Regions from separate parts of the Homo sapiens genome. Here region 1 is linked to region 2. Evidence: read pairs that join two places in POLR2A ChIA-PET (ENCODE). Cell type or tissue: PC-9. All regions are shown on one strand.

Region 1 (5,000 bases), 730 kb after region 2:
GGGAGGTTGGGTCCAGGTTGTCTTGAGTAGGGAAGTTTTTTTAAAAAGTGTGAAACTGAAGGTGTGGGGTGGATTGGGTGCCTGCCGTGCTCTGAGGAAGCTTGGGGCAACTGTGTGCTGAGGCTGTGAGGTTGTCTGGAAGGGGCTCCTGGACAGTAAGAGCTGAGCAGTGGGGAAGAGGACTGTGTGGTCTGGAAGAGGAGAGAAAGGAGAGTGAGTGACTGAACTGGTATCCAGGCTCCCACACCAAGGCAGAAAGAGGGAGAGGACCTGGGCATCTCAGGGAGGCAGAGGCAGTACCAAGCAGGGTGAGAGGCTTTAGTCTTAGCCACCTTTGCCCCATTCCTCCAAATATACATTCTAAGTAAAAACAAAACAAAACAGAACTGTTTGCTATGTAAATTTAGCTTCTAAAGCCCTGTTCTACAGAGATTTTGGAGCTTCCACTGCACCCAGAAAATGCACAGCTAAAGAGAAAACTTCCCTTGGTGATGGTTATTAGATTTTACAAGAAGAGGCCAAAGGAGACACATACTTATGCCAGAAGAACTTTCCAGAGATAGCATTGCATAGCGAAATAGCCTGAATTATTTTTATTTTTTAAAACATTTTTTCTTTTCTTTTTTCTTTTCTTTTTCTTTTTTTTTTTTTTTTTTTGAGACAGAGTCTCACTCTGTCACCCAGGCTGGAGTGCAGTGGCGTGATCTTGGCTCACTGCAATCTCCACCTCCCGGGTTCAAGCCATTCTCCTCCCTCAGCCTCCCAAGTAGCTGGGATTACAGGCATGCGTCACTATGCTCTGGCTAATTTTTTTTTTCTTTTTTTTTTTGGTATTTTTAGTAGAGATGGGGTTTCACCATGTTGGCCAGGCTGGTCTTGAACTCCTGACCTCAAGTGATCCACCGCCTTGGCCTCCCAAAGTGCTGGGATTTCAGGCGTGAGCCACCGCACCCGGCCAAAAATTTCTTTTCTTTAAGATGAGGCCTCACTCTGTTGCCCAGGCTGGAGTGCAGTGTTACAATCATAGCTCACTGTAACTTTGAACTCCTGGGCTCAAGTGATCCTCCTGCTTCAGCCTCTCAAGTAGCTGGGATTACAGGCATGTGCCACCACACCCAGCTAATTTTTTTTAAAATAATTTTTTTTAGAGACGAGGGTCTCGATTGGCTGCCTAGGTTGGTCCCAGACTCCTGACGGGCTGCATTTTAATCCTAGCTCCACCACTTACGGGAGTCAAAATTCAAAAGATAGAAAAGGGCATATAGGCTGGGTGCAGTGGCTCACACCTGCAATCCCAGCAATTTGGGAGGCTGAGGTGGGCGGGTTGCTTGAGGTCAGGAGTTCGAGATCAGCCTGGGCAACATGGCAAAACTTGTATCTACTAAAAATACAAAAATTAGCCAGATGTGGTGGTGTACACCTGTAATCCCAGCTACTCCGAAGGCTGAGGCAAGAGAATCCCTTGAACTCAGGAGGCAGAGGTTACAATGAGCAGAGATCGAACACTCGACTCCATAAAAACAAACAAACAAAAAAAGAAAGCAGGCTGGGTGTGGTGGCTCACGCCTGTAACCCCAGCACTTCGGGAGGCCAAGGCGAGCGGATCACCTGAGGTTGGGCATTCGAGACCAGCCTGACCAACAAGGAGAAACCCTGTCTCTACTGAAAATACAAAATTAGCCGGGCTTGGTTGCGCATGCCTGTAATCTCAGCTACTCGGGAGGCAGAGGCAAGATAATTGCTTGAACCCGGGAGGCGGAGGTTGCGGTGAGCCAAGATCATGCCATTGCACTCCAACCTGGGCAACAATAGCGAAACTCCATCTCAAAAAAAAAAAAGCAAAGGGCATATAGTGAAAAGCTTTCTTCCTACACATGAGTATTCACTTCCTCTTCCTAGAGGCAACCAAGGTTATTTTTGTGTGTGTGTGTGTGTGTGTGTGTGTGTGTGTGTGTTTTGGGACAGTCTCACTCTCTCACCAAGGCTGGAATGCAGTGGTGCGATCTCACTGCAAACTCTGCCTCCCAGTCTCAAGCGATCTTGTGCCTCAGCCTCCCAGTTTTTTTTTCTTTTAAATGGGGTCTCATTCTGTCGCCCAGGGTGGAGTGCAGTGGCATGATCATAGCTCACTGCAGCCTCGACCTCCTGGGTCAGGTTATCCTCCCACCTCAGCCTCCGGCATAGCTGGGGCTACTGGCATGCACCACCACACTCAGTTAATTTTTTTTCTTTTTTGAGACAGAGTCTCACTCTGTCACCTAGACTGGAGTGCAGTGGTGCCATCTCATTTGTTTCACTGCAACCTTTGACTTCTGGGCTCAAGTGATTCTCCCACCTCAGCCTCCCAAGGCGGCTAATTAAAAAAAATTTTTTTTTTTTTTTTTTTAGAGATGGGGTTTCGCCATGTTGCCCAGGCTGATCTCGAACTCCTGGGCACAAACAATCTTTCCACCTCGATCTTTCAAAGAGCTGGGATGAGAGATTTCCACCATGCCTGGCCTCATTTTCTTTTTTAATTTTTTTTTAGACATTATAGCTCTTTTTAATGGCCTCATTTTCTTATGTTTAATTCGAGAATTATTCTTTTCATATACAAAGAATATATTTTCTCCACCTTTAAAAACAAATAGTAGACTGTTTAACATCTCGCTTTATTCAGTTAGTGATGTTTCTTAGATACGGGTCCAAATTAGTACACAAAGCACTTCCTCATTCCTCTCTTACGGCTGCATAGCAGTCCACTGAATGGGTGAGCTATGATCTATTTAACCTATTCTTTATTGATGGACATTTGGTTTTGTATATACATTTGTAATTCTGTATAGATTACAAATCACCATCCAAAGAAATTGTACTGGTTTATTCTCCTACAATGTGTGAGAGTTGGGTAATTACTTAATCTCAATATGTGAGAGTTTAGGCAGTTACCTAATCTCTCTGAGTCTCAGTTTCTCTATCTGCAAAATAAACAAAACAGTGTTGACAGTATCTATTTCTCGGAATTATTGTGGAGATTACTGAGATGATGCCTGTAAAGTATTTGGCATGTAGGAGTTGGTGCTCTCCAAATAAGGATATGATTTTATTTGTATTTGTGAGCTACTGTCCCAGCCAGGTAAATGGATATGATGAGACCTCCTTGCCAGACCGGGTTTCTCTGATTAGAACGAGGAGCAGATGTTGCAGGAAATTAGCAACTGATATCAGAAGAGCCGTGGGCATTCTCTTGCCAGAGGTGCCCTGTCTCCAGGGCGCCTCAGTCCCCCCCCATATGTCTTCTGCTCCCAGGTCCATCCAAGCTGAATGATCGCGCTGACTCAAGAAGAAGCCTTTGGGACCAAGGAAACTTTCCCCTGATCATCAAGAATCTTAAGATAGAAGACTCAGATACTTACATCTGTGAAGTGGAGGACCAGAAGGAGGAGGTGCAATTGCTAGTGTTCGGATGTGAGTGGGGCAGGTGGGGATGAGGATACCTCCTGCCTGGTTCCCTTCCCCACTACTCCCACCCCTGCACCAAATCCAGCCTGAGCTGGTGATACCGCAGCAGCCCCAAGAGGACCAGGCTGTCAAACTGGCCTCCAAATGTCTTAAAACCCTTCTTGATCAGGTGAGGGATGCTGGTGGGCGGAGGAGGGAAGAGGCCTTGGGAAAAGGAAAGAAAAGGGAAGGAGGCAAGGGAAGGAGGGAGAGAGACTGGGGAAGAGAGGATGAGGGGAGAGGAGGAAAGAAGAGAGAGAGGAGGGGAGAGGGAAACCCTATCTTGGCTGGGGGTGCGCAGCTGGGTGCTGGGAGGAAGGAGATGTTGGGACGGCGATAATGGAGAGATGTTGTTGGTTTCCTGTTGTCTGCCCTTCTCCTTGGGGATGGTATGTGTGTGACACAGCTGGCCTTTCCCTCCACAGTGACTGCCAACTCTGACACCCACCTGCTTCAGGGGCAGAGCCTGACCCTGACCTTGGAGAGCCCCCCTGGTAGTAGCCCCTCAGTGCAATGTAGGAGTCCAAGGGGTAAAAACATACAGGGGGGGAAGACCCTCTCCGTGTCTCAGCTGGAGCTCCAGGATAGTGGCACCTGGACATGCACTGTCTTGCAGAACCAGAAGAAGGTGGAGTTCAAAATAGACATCGTGGTGCTAGGTAAGGGAAGCCCCTCTTCGCGCAGTCTCCTCCCTGCCCCAGGGGCTGACAGCCCCTCCCTCTGCTCTGACTGCCCTGTTTCTGGTTCTGGTGCTGGGAGGTCAGGAGTGGAGAAGACTAGGTCCCCTAGAGCTGAGGCCTGTCTTGAAGGACTCACTGGGGCCCTCATCCTCAGGGGGCTGATTGGCAGCCACCCCTCAGTGTGGTGGACATGGAGAAAGGAAAGGCTGGGGAAGGTAAGGATGCTAGAGGCCCGAGTCTCCTTTGGAGGCCCCAAAGGAGGAATGTCAGGGAGCTTACTTTCTTTGTTGCCTCAGCTCCACACCCCTACCAAGTTGGCAAATCCACTTACTCAGGGACACTAACACCAGTAAGCCAACCCTGATGATGTTCTATGTTGTACCTCTGGACCTCTAAGCCAGGCCACTGTGGGGAGACCAAGGTCCTACCCCAGATCCTGTCCCCTGGGTGCTTATGTGACTTAAGGTAGACATAAGGTAGTGTGCCAGTTTAGTGCATGTACGCTGATTGAAATCCTGGTTCTGCCACAACCATGTGACCTTGGGTGAGTTACTAAACCTCTCTGCACCTTGGTTTCAGCCTCTGTGAAATGGGGATGATGTTAACTGCCATAGTGACTACCTCGTATTAAGTTGAGGACTGATATACGTAAGGCACTGAAAATGGTGCCTGGCACAGAGTAAGCCCTAGTTAAGTGTTCGCTGTTATTTTGTGAAGGGTGATGAATACGCCTCTAAGGAGTGGAGGCCAAATGGCTTCTGTGGTCCAGGAATCCTAAGGACAGCAAGGATCCCCTGTGGCTGGGCTGCTCTGTGATGGCTTCCGGGAGGAGGGAGGTGG
Region 2 (5,000 bases):
AACTGGAGATGTAAACACACTGTAACCTCCTCTTGGGGCAGCCCACTGTTCAAACTACGTTCTAATAAGGCAAATGTTGCGCTGTAGCCAATCCAACTGTTTCTCTACCTCACTTCCAGTTTCTGTAAGTCACTTGTCTTTTTCTGTCCATAAATCTTCTTTGACCATGAGGCAGGCCAGAGTCTCTCTGAGCCTGTTCTGATTCGGGGGCTGCCTGGTTCATGCATCATTCTTTGCTCAAGTAAACCCTGTTAAATTTAATTTGTCTCAGGTTTTTCTTTTAACACTAGTGATGGGGTGCAAACCCTGAGTGCCTGAGTCCATTCCAAACCACAAATTACAGTTTTCCATCCTGCCCTCCCACTCCTGTTTCCTAGCAATCAGATTAGAAGACAGGGTCATACAGTGGCTGTAGCTCAGGTTTTAGAAGCATGGTTGGGCTAGAATCTCAACCCATCACTTTCTTTTTTTAGATGAAGTCTCGCTCTTGTTGCCCAGGCTGGAGTGCAATGGCGTGATCTCAGCTCAATGCAACCTCTGCCTCTCGCAACCCATCACTTTCAAAGCGTGTGACTTTAAGAAAATGATCTTGGCCAAGTGCAGTGGCTCACACCTGTAATCCCAGCACTCTTGTATTTTTAGTAGAGATGGGGTTTTGCCATGTTGGAAGGGTAGTCTCAAACTTCTGACCTCATGATCCACCCACCTCGGCCTCCCAAAGTACTGGGATTACAGGCGTGAGCCACCGCAACCGGCCTGATCCCAGCACTTTTGGAGGCCAAAGTGGGCAGATCACTTGAGTCCAGGAGTTTGAGACCAGCAATATGGCAAAACCTTATCTCTACAAAAATATCCAAAATTAGCCAGGCGTGGTGGCACGTGCCTGTAGTCTCAGCTACTAGAGAGGCTGAGGTGGGAGGATCACTTGAGCCTGGGAGGCAGAGGTTGCAGTGAGCCAAGATTGCACCACGGCACTCCAGCCTGGGCAAGAGAGCGAGACTCCGTCGCAAAAAACAAAAAAGAAAAGGAAAATTATCTTGCCTCTCTGCATCCTCATTTCCCTACCTGTGAAAGAGGGGAAAAGTGGAAGAGGTTGAAAGTTGTCCAGGAGCTATTCTCCCCTTCTTAGTCACAGAATCCTCAGTTTTCAATTTCCCACCCCCACGGGGCACAGAGCTGCTAGGAATAAGATTCCATTTCTCAGCCTCCCTTGCAGCTGGGGGCAGCCATATGACTAAGCAATACCCAGTAGGCTATAAGCAGAGGGGTCTTGTGCAACCTCCACCAAGTGTCCTCAAAATAAGGGACTGCTTCTTCCTTAGTCCCTTCTCTTTCTACTGCGGGAATGTAGTTGTGATGCCTGAAGCTTGAGCCGGCGTTTTGGTGCACAAGGTAGAAGCCCCCACTGGGGACAACAGAGAAATAAGACAGAGGGACCCTGGATCCCAACACCATGAGATCTTGCATGGCCCTGGACATCCTACCCCAAACTTCTTTACATGAGAGATAAATAAACTTAGATTGTATAAGTCCTGTCACTCACAGCTGAACCTACTCCTAACTGACACAGACAGCAGTACTTGGACCTACCCTAGATGGTTTCTGCAAAATGAAATCAAATGAGATGACACCAGGAAATCAAATGCTTATAACTATTCTCATTTGCCTGCAATCGGTACTGGCTCCTCAGTTCTCTGCTAAACCATTCTGGCAGGGATGCAAAACAAGGGCCAGCTAATTTGCACACTTCCAGCATCTCCCTGGCTCCAAGGCCCTGCATCAGCTACTCCTGTCTTCTTTCAACTCCTGTCGGCCGTGCCAGGAGCTGCGGGAGAGCAGCTGCCCCAGCCCATCCAGCCATGACCTCACCATGCCTGGGTTGGTGTGCAGGCCCAATTGTGGCCCATCTTAATCACATTTCCAGTTCATTAAAGAAGACCAGGCATCTTCCCTGGAGACATCAGGCGGGTGCAGGGGAGGAGGAGGGAAAGCAAGCACATCTCAGTGGCAGGCAGCAGGAGGAGAGAAAGCAGAGCCAGAGATCTGAAGCTTAGCTATTGTGTTTGCTCCCAAGCAGCTGACAAAGGAGAAGGGAGGGGGACATTCCTAGGACTGAGTGAACAAAGAAAGGAAAGTCTAATACATAGAGTGCAATATTGTTCCACAAGCCCTGATCTTTCTAGCTCTGGGATGGGTGCCCTGCAGCAGCCCCTGGTAGGTATGGAGGCGCCTGGAGTCTGAGCTGCTCCAAAGTAGTGGGTTCAAGAATTCACCCTGCAGCAGGGAATACTTTCTCATTGGTCAGCTGTAATGATGGGTGGGGGAGGGTAGCTGATTCTATTTATAACTTCTGGCCGGCCCAAGATTCCCACCCGCATTCCAAGATTCTGACTCACAAGGACCTGGTGAAACCTGTTGATAGATTTCCACCAAATGGATGGTTTCTGCAGAGCTTGACATTCCTCTCTCTAAGATAGCTGGGGTCCAGTGCTCATGAGAAGTAGGAGACTTGGCCATGGACCTCTCTAAGGGACCCTCCTCACCTTCTCCTTGGGGCTCCTGGAGGCATCTGAGCAGCTTCTAGGGATTAGGGCATGCTGGCTGGATGGACAAGGACGGGGCACCATTCCCTGGTTCCCAGTCTAGGGCCTACCAAGCTCTGGGGATGGAAAGCAGCCCTTTCTGAATCACTCACCCATCCTGCTCCCAGCAAGAAAAAAGCATCAGCTCTGTGACAGGAGCTAATTCCCCTAAGCTGCGCTATCACTTACCATTCACTTGGCGATTTGTCATTTACTAACCCCAGACAGTCTTTCATGGTTTAATTTCTCTTACGTGTCTTGTCCCTTAGTCTACGTTGTATCACGCAAGCCATATGAAACATCTCAGTGAATATGCACTTATGGGCACCATCAGATTCTTGTCCATTCTGTTGCTCACCAGGGAAAAGGAAAAGGGAAAGGAACCCACCTGAGAAATAGTTCGTTAAAGGATTTTGGGAACATTATGTTAGGGAGGCCTTTGAATTGAATGCTTGGGTGCTAGGTCCTTATCCAACTCTCCTCAAGGGCTTGTCAAATGAGCAACATAAAAAGCCAAGTTCCAATGAGAACACATGGACACAGGGAGGGGAACATCACACACCACGGCCTGTGGGCGGGGAGGGGGGGCGCGGGGGGCGGGGGCAAGGAGAGAGCGAGCATTAGGACAAACACCTAATGCATGTGGGGCTTAAAACCTAAATGATGGGTTGATAGGTGCAGCAAACTACCATGGCACATGTATGCCTATGTAACAAACCTGCACGTTCAGCACATGTATCCCAGAACTTAAAGTAAAATTTTAAAAAAAAATTTTTAAAGGCCAAGTTCAAGGGAAATCTGCAAAACCCCATGGTAGCCACTGACCTCTGCCATGAGGCTAGACCCCCAAGGGAACAGTGGCCAAGGTCACCACTGTTTCACCACAACCATTGGCTCCCTGCCCTTCTCCCATCCTGCACTCAGGTGAGCCAGTCTGCTGTAAAGAAAGGGTGCCTATCCATGGGGGGTTCCGTGGAGCTCTGTTTACCTCAGAGAGGGAAGACTGAGAGGCAGAGTAGGAAAGTAACTTACACGAGGACATGCAGAGAATTGGGCCAAACCAGGGACTGCCCCCTGGATTCTTGGACCTCACTAAAGCACTTGAAATAAGTCCTCATTCCTTAGCCTATCAATGACTCAAGAAAGAGAGACTTGAGAGAGCAGTTCTCATCAAAACGGGGAAAGACACGTGTGTACTTATTGCAAACCCCAGCTCTGAGCTTGGTGTCACTGGGGCATAGTGGGTGGGCACCCCAACTCTAAAACCAGGGCCATCATCTGACAACTAACTTCTCTGGGATCCTGCATTCCAAGGGTCCTTCCTTGAGATCTACTGACCTTCTCTGGGCCAGGCTCTCCCCTGACAACTGTACTCTATGAATCACAACTATGCTACCAAGCAAACAAATGTAACAAAATTCTTCCCAGTCTCCAAGAAAAGTCCATTCCAGACCAAAACTGCCAATTAAGTGAATGGAAGAGGCAAGGAGAAGAAGGAGGGAAGGCAGAAGTGGGCCTAGACAGTGAGACCCAAGTCCGCTGGGCTTACATTGCCTCCCTCCATGCCTGTGAATTTCCCTTTCAGAGTCACCATGAGCAGAAATAGCAGAAAGGGCTGGTAGGTCCTTTGCAAATAAAAGGCTTGAGCAATATTTAATGAGAACATGAAGAGTGAACTGCTTTGTCTCTAACGGAATGGGTATTTTCTGTGCCTCTTTGGGCTACTGAGGAGGCATGCTGTGATTATTCAAAGTCAACATGACTGTTTAAAATGTTAGCTCAAGCAGGACAGGTGATTTTCTGGGAGGAAGAGGAATCACAGGTGAACTGCATGCTGTTTCAGAGGAGGCGGAAAGAGTTCTACAAGATAATGGAGGACGCGAGAGAATGTGAAGACATGAATGGCCAAAGAAAATAAGGCTTGTGTTCACCTAATAAACACCAAATTCAGAGACCAGTGGAAAACAGGAAATCTGAGGCTATTCAGTGACTGACAGGACTGCAATTGATGTGAGCTCCTGAGCCAGACCAGGAGAAACCAGACCCAAAGCACCTGCTTCTCCAGTATTCAGGGACACGGAAGGACAGGGCTTTAGCTTCGAACGGGCATACAATGAAAGAAGGAATTTACCAGGGAGTAAAGGAGGGCTGCCTAGGGCTGAGGTCTGCAAGATGGCTGGGAAGCGCCCAGCAAGGGTGTCTCAAAGACTTAACTCTTTTTTTTTTTTTTTTTTTTTTGAGACAGAGTCTCACCCTGTCGCCCAGGCTGGAGTGCAGTGGTGCGATCTCGGCTCACTGCAAGCTTCGCCTCCCGGGTTCACGCCATTCTCCTGCTTCAGCCTCCCGAGTAGCTGGGACTACAGGCGCCCGCCACCACGCCCGGCTAATTTTTTTTTTTTTGTATTGTTAGTAGAGACG

Evidence for each region. ChIA-PET counts read pairs that join two places held together with the same protein. Peaks named below come from ENCODE experiments on the same cell type or tissue, not always from the same donor. Only the 100,000 strongest peaks of a DNase experiment are listed, where the experiment ranks them.
Region 1: POLR2A ChIA-PET joins it to region 2 with 7 read pairs; 1 of 35 experiments calls an interaction of 5 or more read pairs at or near these places.

The regions. Positions count from the first base shown.
Region 1 is chr12:6,810,854-6,815,853 of GRCh38, forward strand. It overlaps CD4 (CD4 molecule), which reads left to right. Exons shown (of 10, transcript NM_000616.5): 4 at 3,289-3,447; 5 at 3,906-4,139. Among named protein-coding and RNA genes, the nearest start is that of GPR162, 8.5 kb to the right of the region's middle. In PC-9, no CTCF peak of the experiment used is centred here; a DNase peak (open chromatin) is centred at 2,718; H3K27me3 peaks cover 2,266 bases.
Region 2 is chr12:6,082,557-6,087,556 of GRCh38, forward strand. The region is part of intron 6 of VWF (von Willebrand factor); the gene reads right to left. Among named protein-coding and RNA genes, the nearest start is that of VWF, 40 kb to the right of the region's middle. RefSeq lists enhancers at 286-1,032, 1,033-1,777. In PC-9, no CTCF peak of the experiment used is centred here; DNase peaks (open chromatin) are centred at 2,095 and 2,395; H3K27ac peaks cover 3,349 bases.